2 separate regions of the Homo sapiens genome follow, and region 1 is linked to region 2. A link is an interaction called in ENCODE POLR2A ChIA-PET data of the cell type or tissue named here. Cell type or tissue: MCF 10A. All regions are shown on one strand. Links, peaks and the distances in the headings refer to the core of each region. The heading gives the core; the rest is flanking DNA.

Evidence for each region. Peaks named below come from ENCODE experiments on the same cell type or tissue, not always from the same donor. Only the 100,000 strongest peaks of a DNase experiment are listed, where the experiment ranks them.
Region 1: POLR2A ChIA-PET joins it to region 2 with 6 read pairs; 2 of 35 experiments call an interaction of 5 or more read pairs at or near these places.

What each region holds. Positions count from the first base shown.
Region 1 is chr4:111,662,676-111,668,068 of GRCh38, forward strand. No RefSeq gene overlaps it. Among named protein-coding and RNA genes, the nearest start is that of LINC02945, 450 kb to the right of the region's middle. In MCF 10A, for the core only: no CTCF peak of the experiment used is centred there; no DNase peak of the experiment used is centred there.
Region 2 is chr4:111,770,837-111,776,229 of GRCh38, forward strand. No RefSeq gene overlaps it. Among named protein-coding and RNA genes, the nearest start is that of LINC02945, 340 kb to the right of the region's middle. In MCF 10A, for the core only: no CTCF peak of the experiment used is centred there; a DNase peak (open chromatin) is centred at 3,235.

The sequences.
Region 1 (5,393 bases), core at 108-5,107, 110 kb before region 2:
AAACACTGTTGCTCTTACTGTGTGCTAGGCACCGATCTACAGTTTTGACATATATAAACCCTTTTAATCCATGGGGGGTCATACCATGCATGCAAAAAATAGGTTTATTTCCTAACTAGGTGCACATTCCACACTCATACTTCTACTTACACTGTGCTTTATTTGTAAATGCATTTGCATATAATACATCATTTCTAGTACACATTAGCAAATTTGTTTTCAATTTTCTAATTCACATTCTAGATGGCTCTGGTTCAGCACTAGAAATTTAGCTCATTTTCCAAACATCACATTAATGCATGATTTAGGAAGTAAACAAGAATTGAAAATAAAATCCTCTTGGAAATTCTGTTGTTTTAAAATCTGAAGAGTTCAGTAATCCTTTAAATCTGTAATCACTAAAGAAAGCTATTGTCACTAAATCACATGTAGTTCTACAAAAACCACATAACACAAAGTTCTCCAAAGAATAATTATTGTTAAATGTTGACTATGAAACAATAATAGTATGCTACAAGACCACTTCATGCTATTTTATTTGACATTATTGAAGTCTTTATTCTCTTGCTTAGAATTGAGGTTATAGTAAATCCAGTCATGGTCATAAAATTACCAGAGGTGAAAAAGCAGTTCTCTAGTGTTTAATAAAACATGAATATTTGGCAATATGCATAAACAAGGAGACATATGAATTAAAGCTGGACTGCTAACCTATGAATTAATTTTAGCATGTGATTTATTGCAACCACAAAAATACATATTTGGTGTCTAATGTTTGATTATATTATTACTAGTAAATATAATTATATGATTAGTAGTAAATATAGATGAAAAATATTAAAATTAAAAAGACACCTTTTTTTTTATTTGAGATGGAGTCTTGCTCTGTCGCCAGGCTGGAGTGCAGTGGCATAATCTCAGCTCACTGCAACCTCTGCCTCCCAGGTTCAAGCAATTCTTCTGCCTCAGCCTTCTGAGTAGCTGGGACTACAGGCGCCCGCCACCACGCCCGAGTAATTTTTGTATTTTTAGTAGAGGTGGGGTTTCACCATATTGGCCAGGCTGGTCTCGAACTACTGACCTTGTGATCTGTCCAACTCAGGCTCCCAAAGTGCTGGGATTACAGGTGTGAGCCACTGCACCTGGCTAAAAAGGCACATTTCTTTTAAAATTTTTACATCTCATCGTAATCATCACAAAGAAACTTTACTTAAAATAGTACCTTGATGAAAATTCTGTTCAGTAATCATTTACTATAAGGATCTATAATATTTATGTTAATAGTGGCCTTTTCTTCCTCCCTTAAATGTCATATTTTTGTAAATTCTAGAAAATAATGCTTTTCATTATTTTAACTTTTTTTTCTTATTGATAGCCTTTCTGATTCCATATTTCCATTGTGAGGCTATTTTGTAAACTTAATTCTATCTGTAGAGTATTTGTTTTCTTCTACTTTTATCTTCCAAAAGTATTTAAAACCTTTGTCCTTTAATTTTCAATAACTAAGCTTTTTTAGATGAGATTAAATTCCAACTTTTTAAATAACAATCTGATTTTTAATGAATGATATAGAGAGTTTTTAATGTATTACCTTGTATAACTATTAATAGCACCTTAATTTTCATGGAATTGATCTCCCTTTTTTAAACTGAGAGCCTAGAATGAGCACAAAAAGGTTAACTAACTTGTTCAGCGTTGCAGAGCAACTAGGAAAAGATTGTGGACTGGATCCAAGATCTCCAGACACTCAAAATTTTACCTCAGACTTCCCATGAATCAAGCATACAAAGAAGGCTATACCCTGAACATCCCATCTCCATGCTCCAAACCTTTGGTCTCCTTAAGATTAATTTTTAAATCTATCTAGGAAGGCATTTGTAAATTGTCAGGAGCTGAATAGTGTCTGTCCAAAAAGCCTTTGTGTGTAAACATCTCTGAAAGAGTCAAATGATAGATAGCACAGTGGGCATTTTTTATCTTCCCAGCTTCAGCCATTTGCTAGCTTATAAATTTTTAGAGGGGAGCTACAATGCTGTTGAATTGATGATAGCAACAGACAAGAATTTAGAGACACCAAGATTCCTTCAGACAGACATTCCCCAAAGGAACTGAGAGCACTTAAGAGTTTAAGTGACACCTCTTCTCTAAAATCCCTAGAACAAAAACCTAAAAAAGCCATGGGATCTCAGGGCATCAGGTGTGAACTGACACACAATTCATCCCTTGAATTATATCATACAATTCTACAAGCTTTTACATTCACAAATCATACAGAATATGACTCCATCTATTTTTCTCTGGAAAGCAATTAGGCAAAATCTTTTATCTTCTTTTTATTTTCTTTGATCAAAAAACAGCTAGCTACCGAGGGGAATTTCCCATTAGATATTCTGCATAAGAAATGTCTTCATGTTTATGTCAATTAAAAGATATATTTCTTTTGGCAGTAATTTTGGCATATATATTTAATTGAATTGTTAATTATGTGCTATCAGAGGAAAAATTAAATAAAATTAAAGGTATTCTTGTATGCTCTTAAAAACACCAAAGTATTTTTCTAACCTATCACTACATTGACTTAAAGAATGAAGATGAGACTGTGTACTCTGTTGAAAAATATTAATGACCAACGACCAGGTAGCCTGAGTTCAAATTTCTTATCTGTCTTAAGCCACATTAAAGATTTTGAACAACTTACTTTTATTCTCTGAGCCACAGCTTCTTTATCCTAAACATAGACAGGAAATTGGTAGGTGATTTTTAGTCCTATATTGCTTGTATAGACATAACTTATTCCTAAATACTAATATTCAGCCAGCTATAGAAGGGGGAATAGTTTCAGCACTCAACTGACGTGGTAGATGGCTGGGCTTTCAGTTTAATAATCTCTGACTAAATGGGAATTTTATGCAAAACTAATGAAGTCGTTCTCATTATTCCAAAGATTCACGGGATATCTGGAATCTTCTAAAAACAACTCTTACCAAATGCATTTCGATGAGTTCTATCTACATTTATCAGAAACATATGAAACGAATTTTTCTAAGATTTAAAAATTAAATGAAAGGAACATAACAATGATTTTTGAATTTTGCAAAAGCTAAACAATTAAATCATGTAAGACACTGTGGATTTAAGAAGTTACTGAGTTTTCCCACTCTAATGCTGAGTATATATTAGTTAAAATGGCTCCTTTACTGCCCATGTTATTTCTTTTCCTAAAACTATAAGGGGATTGGGCATATGGTTAGGTTTTTCTAGCTTTTTAAAGTTGTTTGATGTTTAAGGAAAATCTGACTCAAACTCATGAGCTCCGCATGCCTAGAGAAGGCAGTTACCAACACTTCTTTAAGCCAGATGGCCTCCTTAGCATTTGTCAGTTTCCTTGAAAATGTATACCTTTAACTAAAGCAGGGCAAGGTTAAAGGGTATGGATGAATAATACCAATCACCATCAAAAGATAAGACTCCAAGAGCATCGCCTCCCAAAAGTGAACCAGGATATGAAAGACAGTAGGACACATTGATAGTGTCTAATTCTGCAGCATCCAATATGGTAGCTGCCACCCACATATGGTTGCTTAAATTTAAGTTCAAATTAATTTAAATAAAATTAAATTAAAGATTCTGTTGATCAGTTGCAATAGCCATATTTCAAGTGCTGAAAAGCCACGTGTGGCAAGTGGCTGCTGCACTGGATAGTGCATATACAAAGCATTTCCATTGTTGCAGAAATTGGCCTGAGCTGAGCCAGTATACATGCCTGGCATGTAATAGGCACCAGTGAAAATTAAAGAAAATAATGAAGACATTTTGAGTATCCAAGATGAAATGAGTAAAGTTTGTTTTTAGAGAAAACAATTTTTGTTTCACTTTTTACATATTCAAAGGCTTTGTCTCAGTCAATCTTAAACTTTTGGGGATATCTTAATATAGGTACCACACCAGAAAGAATATTAGGCTGGTCAGTTGAATTATTAAAGTGGTTTCTAACAATAACTGTAAAACATAAATTCAGCTCTATTTTTATCTCAATTGTCATTAATACTACCTTGTAGTTTGTATAAATTGAATTATATGAAACTATTTTAGCATACACAACTTTGCACATTCATTTCAGCTCAGAAAACTCTGAGAACTAAAGGTTATCATCCCTATTCTATAGATAGGAAAGTATGTTTATGCCACTGGATGAGTTATTAAAGTAACACTGCTATATTTAAATTTAGAGAAATTATGTGATAATGTATGGTAGCACAACTAATAACAAGGCCTCTCAGGCTTAAGCCCCGTTCCTGTGGCACAGAGTCTGGAACTCTTGACCCTGAATCATGTACCAGGAACACAATACCACAGCCCTTCAGCTGGCAAACTCAACTAAGACTCACATCAAATCCTTTGCATAATAAATAAAGCTGAATCTTTTGCGCTATTTTGAAGTATTTTGAGAATGGTAGAAATAATGAGAAACAGCACATCATTTTAAAATATTTTTGACATTCTTTGTTTAGTAGAGATGGTCAGATGTGATATAGAGAGATATTCATGGGATTTTACATTCCACAAGTGAAGCAGCATAACATTGTGCTCACTAGCACAAACTCTGACAGCTGCTTGGCTTCAAAGTATAAACTACACAATGTTGAGCAAATTACTTAATCTCTCAGATCTCAGTTTCCACAACTGTAAAATTTGAATAATAATATTGCTTCTCTCTAGATTTAAATACATTAATAAATGTAAAGTACTAATAATCATGCTTGGTAAATACTAAGGGCCCCAGAAATATTAGCTGGTTTTTGTTGTTGTTGTTGTTGTTGCTGCAGTTGTGATGATGTTGATGAGGCTTGACATGATAATGACTTCAAATCACTGACTATGAGAGTTTCCAAAGATGGTCCCCAGTTAGCAATGAACCTCCCAGTATTTATGCCTTTGTGTAATCTGCTTCTATATTGGACTGACTGGCTTCAACCAGTGAAATGTAGTGACACCATTCCAGTTTTAAGCCTAAGCCTTTTTAGGCCTGACAGCTTCTCCTGAGCTTTTGAGAGCCCTTGTGTTTTCATATAAGAAGTCCAGCTGACATGATACAGAGATATCATGTAGAGAGAAGATGTAGGAAGACCACAAAGAGAGGGTGAGACCTTGGAGACTAGATAGAAATGAAGAGGCCTGCCCATCCTACCACCCAAGTTCAGCCCAACCTTGCAGCCATCCTGCCAAGACACTGGAAGCCATCTTGGATGTTATAGTATTGGCCACCATTTGATGACAGCTACATGAGTGACACCAAGTTAGAACAGCAAAAGTACCATCCAGCTGAGCTCCAGTCAATCAACAGAAACCTAGGGAATAATTATATGTTGCTATTTTAAGTCACTTAATGGTGG
Region 2 (5,393 bases), core at 304-5,303:
GCTCCACACTTGATAGACCAAGGCAAGTATAGATTGAACTATACAACTAATGGTAGCAGATCAATAACAATTTCATGCATAAAACTTTGAAAGCATTATTGTCCACATCAATTGTATAGTTGACTATGTGTTTCTGGGACAATTGGCATATCTTATGTAACACATATGTATGGAATCACTTTTCTAAGCAGTGCATATATTAGGCAAGTGAGTCAACTACTCTGCAGCTACCATACTCTGCTAAGTTAAATCTACCAACTTCCCTTTAGCAAGTGCTCTGAAGTTAATTATTTTAGCATTTAAATGAGGTTTCCTGCAAGGATTCATCAGTGTTAAGTTATAATCATCCAGAAAATGGCCAAAGCCTCAAGCATCAGTGATTTGATATAACTTTATAGTGTTTAAAATTAGTCATAATTAGTGTCTAAATACTTGAGTGGTAATCTTAAGGTCATAGTCCCGTTTATTTTTTATTTTTATCATAGTATACTTATATGTTAAGTACAAAACCAATTTGGAATACACAATTGTGATGCATGTTTTCTCCTATCATTTTATTTTTAACAATGTCAAACCTACAGAAAATTGACAAAAATAGTAAATAAACAGCCATACAACATCTTCATTTGGTTTTACTAGTTGCCAACATTGTCATATTTACATGCTCATGCTCTCTCTCATGTGTTTATATGTACACATATTCACATATATACACACACTTTCTGCAGCTATGCATGTATATATATATATACATGTAATTTTATATATTATATATATGTAGCTGAATCATTTTGGATTTAGATGTACATTTGTAATTTTAGTCTTAAGGCTAGGTCTTATCAAATGTCATGAATAAAATAACATGTTTTACTTCTATTTTAATGCTTGTGTTGCCTTTCCCATGAAAATTTAACAAGGTTAATATAATATTTAGAAATGAAAGGAATATTATCTTTTTTTCAATTACCACAGTTAAGTCATATTTTACTATTTTACTTAAACTAACTAGTATCTGGTCTCCACTACTATATTGCCTCTCCACCTTCCACGCCCACGCCTATTCTATACTTTCAAGAACAGCCTAAGATCTTCTAAAACTGGAATCAAATCATGCCACTGCCTACTTGGATTACTCTGTGATTTCCCATCTCATTCAAGTGTTAAAGCCTACATTCTTAAATGGCCTACAGAAAACTGCACTGACTCCTTCCCTGTACCCCTTATCATCTCTAATTGCTCCTAAAGGACCAGGAAAGCTTTGACATCAGTGCCTTAGCACTTTGACTTTGCTTGTCTATTTTTTATTTTTATCATAGTATATTTATATGTTCTGCTTGGAACGTTCTTTTGTCAATACCCTCATGGACTGCTTCTGTGTTTTTAGATTTTTGACCTATATATTATCTTCTCATGAAGTTTTCTTAGCCAAGGTTTAAAAACTGTTTTTGAAATGCAAGCACTCTCTATCCTCCTTCCTTGTTTAATTTTGATCATGAGTACTTAGCAATATCTAATATATTATATCTTAAGAAATTTATGAACATGCAAGCTTCAGAAGATGTCTATTTTGTCTGCTGCTAAATTGCCAGCCCTGTAATGGTGCCTGCCACATAGGAGGTGATTTCTAGTTTTTTTAAAAAATGAGCGAATGATACAAATACAAATGAAGCAAATAATAAAGGTAATAATATTAAAGTTTAATCATCTTTTGTTCCTATTAGTTTCTTGAAGATAGTGTTAACAATATCAATGCCTCAATTTGGCAAGCATTTTGTGTTTTCCGCCATCTTCCACATATTATCGACTGTATGTTACCTTTTGCTGCATAACAAATTACCCCCAAACTTAGTGCCTAATGACAAAAGTGTTTGTTATCTCAGTCCCTTTGCTGTTAAATCTGGGTACAGCTTAGCTGGTGCCCCTGTTTCTACATCTCTTGTCACATCTCTCACGGGACTCTGGTCAGACTGTCGGCTAACTCTGCACTCATCTCAAGGCTTTCCAGGGCTGGGGGTCTGCTTTCAGGTTCACTTGTGTCATTACTGGCTGGTCTAGGTTCTTACTGCATGCCCACTGTACACGTTTTCTGAGTGTCCTTGTGACTTTGTAGCTGGTGAGCTGAGACAGACAAAGAGAGCTAAAAAGGGCTTTAAGACAGAAGCCACCATCTTTTACAACCTAATCTCAGATGTAACATCTCCGTGTAGCCCTCATCCAGGGGGAAAACATTACACAGGGTGTGAAAACCAAGAGCCAGGGATCACTGGAGGCCACCAGAGCATGCCTAGGGTACTGGTCATTTTATAGATATAGAGAATAAAACCTAGAGATATCAATTTTTCCAGTTTATTCAGTTAAAAGTAAATTAGAGTAATTCTAATTCTCTGCTAATCATCCTTTCAGGATTACTGATAAATTAAAATATAATAATTATTATTCCCAAAATGAACATATATTTTTGCTTTGCTATGTACCAGACAAAATTAAGTACTTTATATATGTCACCGCATTTAATCCATAAAACAACCCTCTATAATAAGTATACTTATTAAATATATTTACAGATAAGAAAAATGAGGAACAGAGAATTAAAATAACTTTCTCAGGGTCATACAGATAAAAAGTGTCAGGGTTAGCATTCAAACCTGGCAGTCTGGCTTGAGAGATTGGCTTCATAAGCCATACTCTATACTGTGTGCCTCTTAGACACAAGAAAACAAAGTAAGTGACTGTCTTAAGCTCATCGGGATTCATTTTGTAACTCTTTTTTAAACTTAAAGCAACAAGAGAATTTTACTGTTATCTTAATGTTTATCTGGTGAGGAAACACATACTACAGGAAAAAAACACCTCAGATTTAAAGTTATATCCATTGGGTATACAGCTCAACAGTGAAAAAATAATAGAACAAATATGTGTTCGTGGTCAGATTGACCCTGAATAGAGTGTCTAATGCTGACTGTGTTGTTCTAGAGTGAATATTGCTTCCCTCTTCCAAAGAAATAAGAAAGCCACACACAGAGAATACCATCCAGTGCATGGGAAATACATATCCTCCTCTCTTTCTTCTTTCTAGTTTATAAAAGTTCCCCTTCCAAATGGCAATAAGTCACTTCAGAGAATGCATTTTCTAAAGGATGATTGCCCTTCTTGAGTAGTGATGCACTTAAGGCAGGCATGCAGTAATCCCCAGAAATGTACTGCCTGGAGTGTCTTATTGCTTAATTAGAGCTGGCACGGGGCCACTTCTTCTCAGCCTTGAATTAACGCAAGAGCAGTGGAAGGAGGCACAGGTATAAGATGTGCTATTTCAGGAGGATATAAAGTAATGGCACAGTGCCAGTCTGCAGAAAACAAAGCCAAACACTCCTGCTACGACAATGAAATATCAAAATGCCTGGCTTCATTGTAGTCAGAGATTAAGTCCATCACTGTGCCCATGACCAGGGCTTAAACATGATCTCTGTTGTTCTAAAAGACTTTATAATCTTCACTCATAGGACCACAGGCCATGAAAGCACCCAGTAATTTGGAAGATATCACAGAAAGTTAATTGTAGGAGTCCAGAAGCTATATGTTGAAGAATTTTAGACCAAGATCACAGACTAGCAAATTATTATAATAAACATAACTTTTCCAAACAGAAGGAGGAAGTCATAATTTTAATTATGTAAACACATCCTCTTAACTTCCTTGAAAAGCCTACCCTTTTTTTTTGTTTTAAATAATACCATACTTTATCAAAGAGCAAACAGCTAGTCCACACCAACTGCATGATGAAACACCATGGCTCCAGCCAATGCCCACCCAGCTTTCCCATCTGCTCAAGGGCCTTCTGGAGAAGTTTGGCGAGCATCAGCAACACTTTACAACATACAGCAAGTTCTACTTTTCCATAATCCCTACATTAGCAACTTTCTATTTAAGTACTGAGACATTCTAGCTGGGGGTCACAGCACCCTGTCAACTAGACCCTTTGTTCTTTCCTCAGTGATTTTTCTGCCTTGCCTAGAGTTTCCATGAAGAATAAGGCAAGCTCCTTAATTGAAACAACTCTTGTCAACAAAAAACATCAACTCTGTCCACTGACAGAATGGAGCATAAGAACAAATCTTTGTTTTCACAATGAATGTCAATGGAAAACTTTATGTGATTATTCTTTAACAATCTTATACAACCATCTGATACTTATATTCTTCTTTCACAACCAGGGCTCTGTCTAAATCAACAGTTTATTGAATACCCACTGTGTTCTCATGGATATAAACCAGCCTTCTCTAGCAGTCACAATGTACCTAAAGGCCTAGAATCTGTAAGAAATTATTACTGGAAGTCAAGACCAGCTACATAATATGTGGGGCCCAGGGCAACATGAGGCTCCACTGAGGATAGAATTCTGTGGTATTACATGTGTGTCATGCCCACAGAGCTGGCCCTGCAGGAAGTCTAAAACATGATATGTGAAATGCAATTAAATACATATGCTCAATAGCATTGTTACATAGGAAGCTTTTTATGTGTCAAGGTAGCCTGTTAATTTAGTCCTTTCTAGTTAATTCAGCAAAACAAGCAAACACCTTCATTTTCCCCCACACCAACCAAAAAAACAGTATCTTAGAACAAGAAAATCTATTCTCAGGTAACTTGTGCTCACACCCTGTTGGCAAGGCTGGTGAATGTAATGACTAAAATAAGAATTTAAAAAATACTATTACGAACGTGCTATAGTCTATTAAAGAGAAAGTGCCATTAATGTGTAAAACCTTTTCAAAATGAAAGACAAGTACCTAAGGAAAAGAAACTTCAGGAGGGGAGGGGAGGAGGAGGAGTCCATAGAGAAAATCTGGCAGAGAGATAGCTTCCTAGTTCCAGTAGAGTTTTCGCAGCATCATGTTTTGTAACTTAACTTTCAGTTTGAAGCCTAGTGTTCACAATTGTAACATCCATAAATACTGCAAACCTTCCACAGGCATTTCTGTTTTTCTTCAAATAGTGTTCATTTGTCCACCGTGTGGAACTGGGAAACAGCTGACATCAGTCTTGACAGTGTTGGAGAGGCAGGTTACAGAGTCCCCTGGTGAAAAGGTACACAGAGCAGTGATGCCATAGGTTGAGTTACCTCATAGCTAAGACCTGCCCAGCAAGGACCGGAGTTAAATATATGTGCTGATAAATGAAGTAATCGTTGATGTTCCAGGCAAGTGTTTCCAAAGCTGGGATTTTACTGGATCATATCAAATGAGGGAGGAGACACAGATGTATCTTCCCAACTGGGAGGGGGGGAACAGTGTTACAGCTCAGAAGGAAACTATGTGTGATGCATATGTGCTCAGTTACACTAAGATGCCTTTCCTTTTCACATATATCTAGAATATGCAATTTATTTCAGTGTT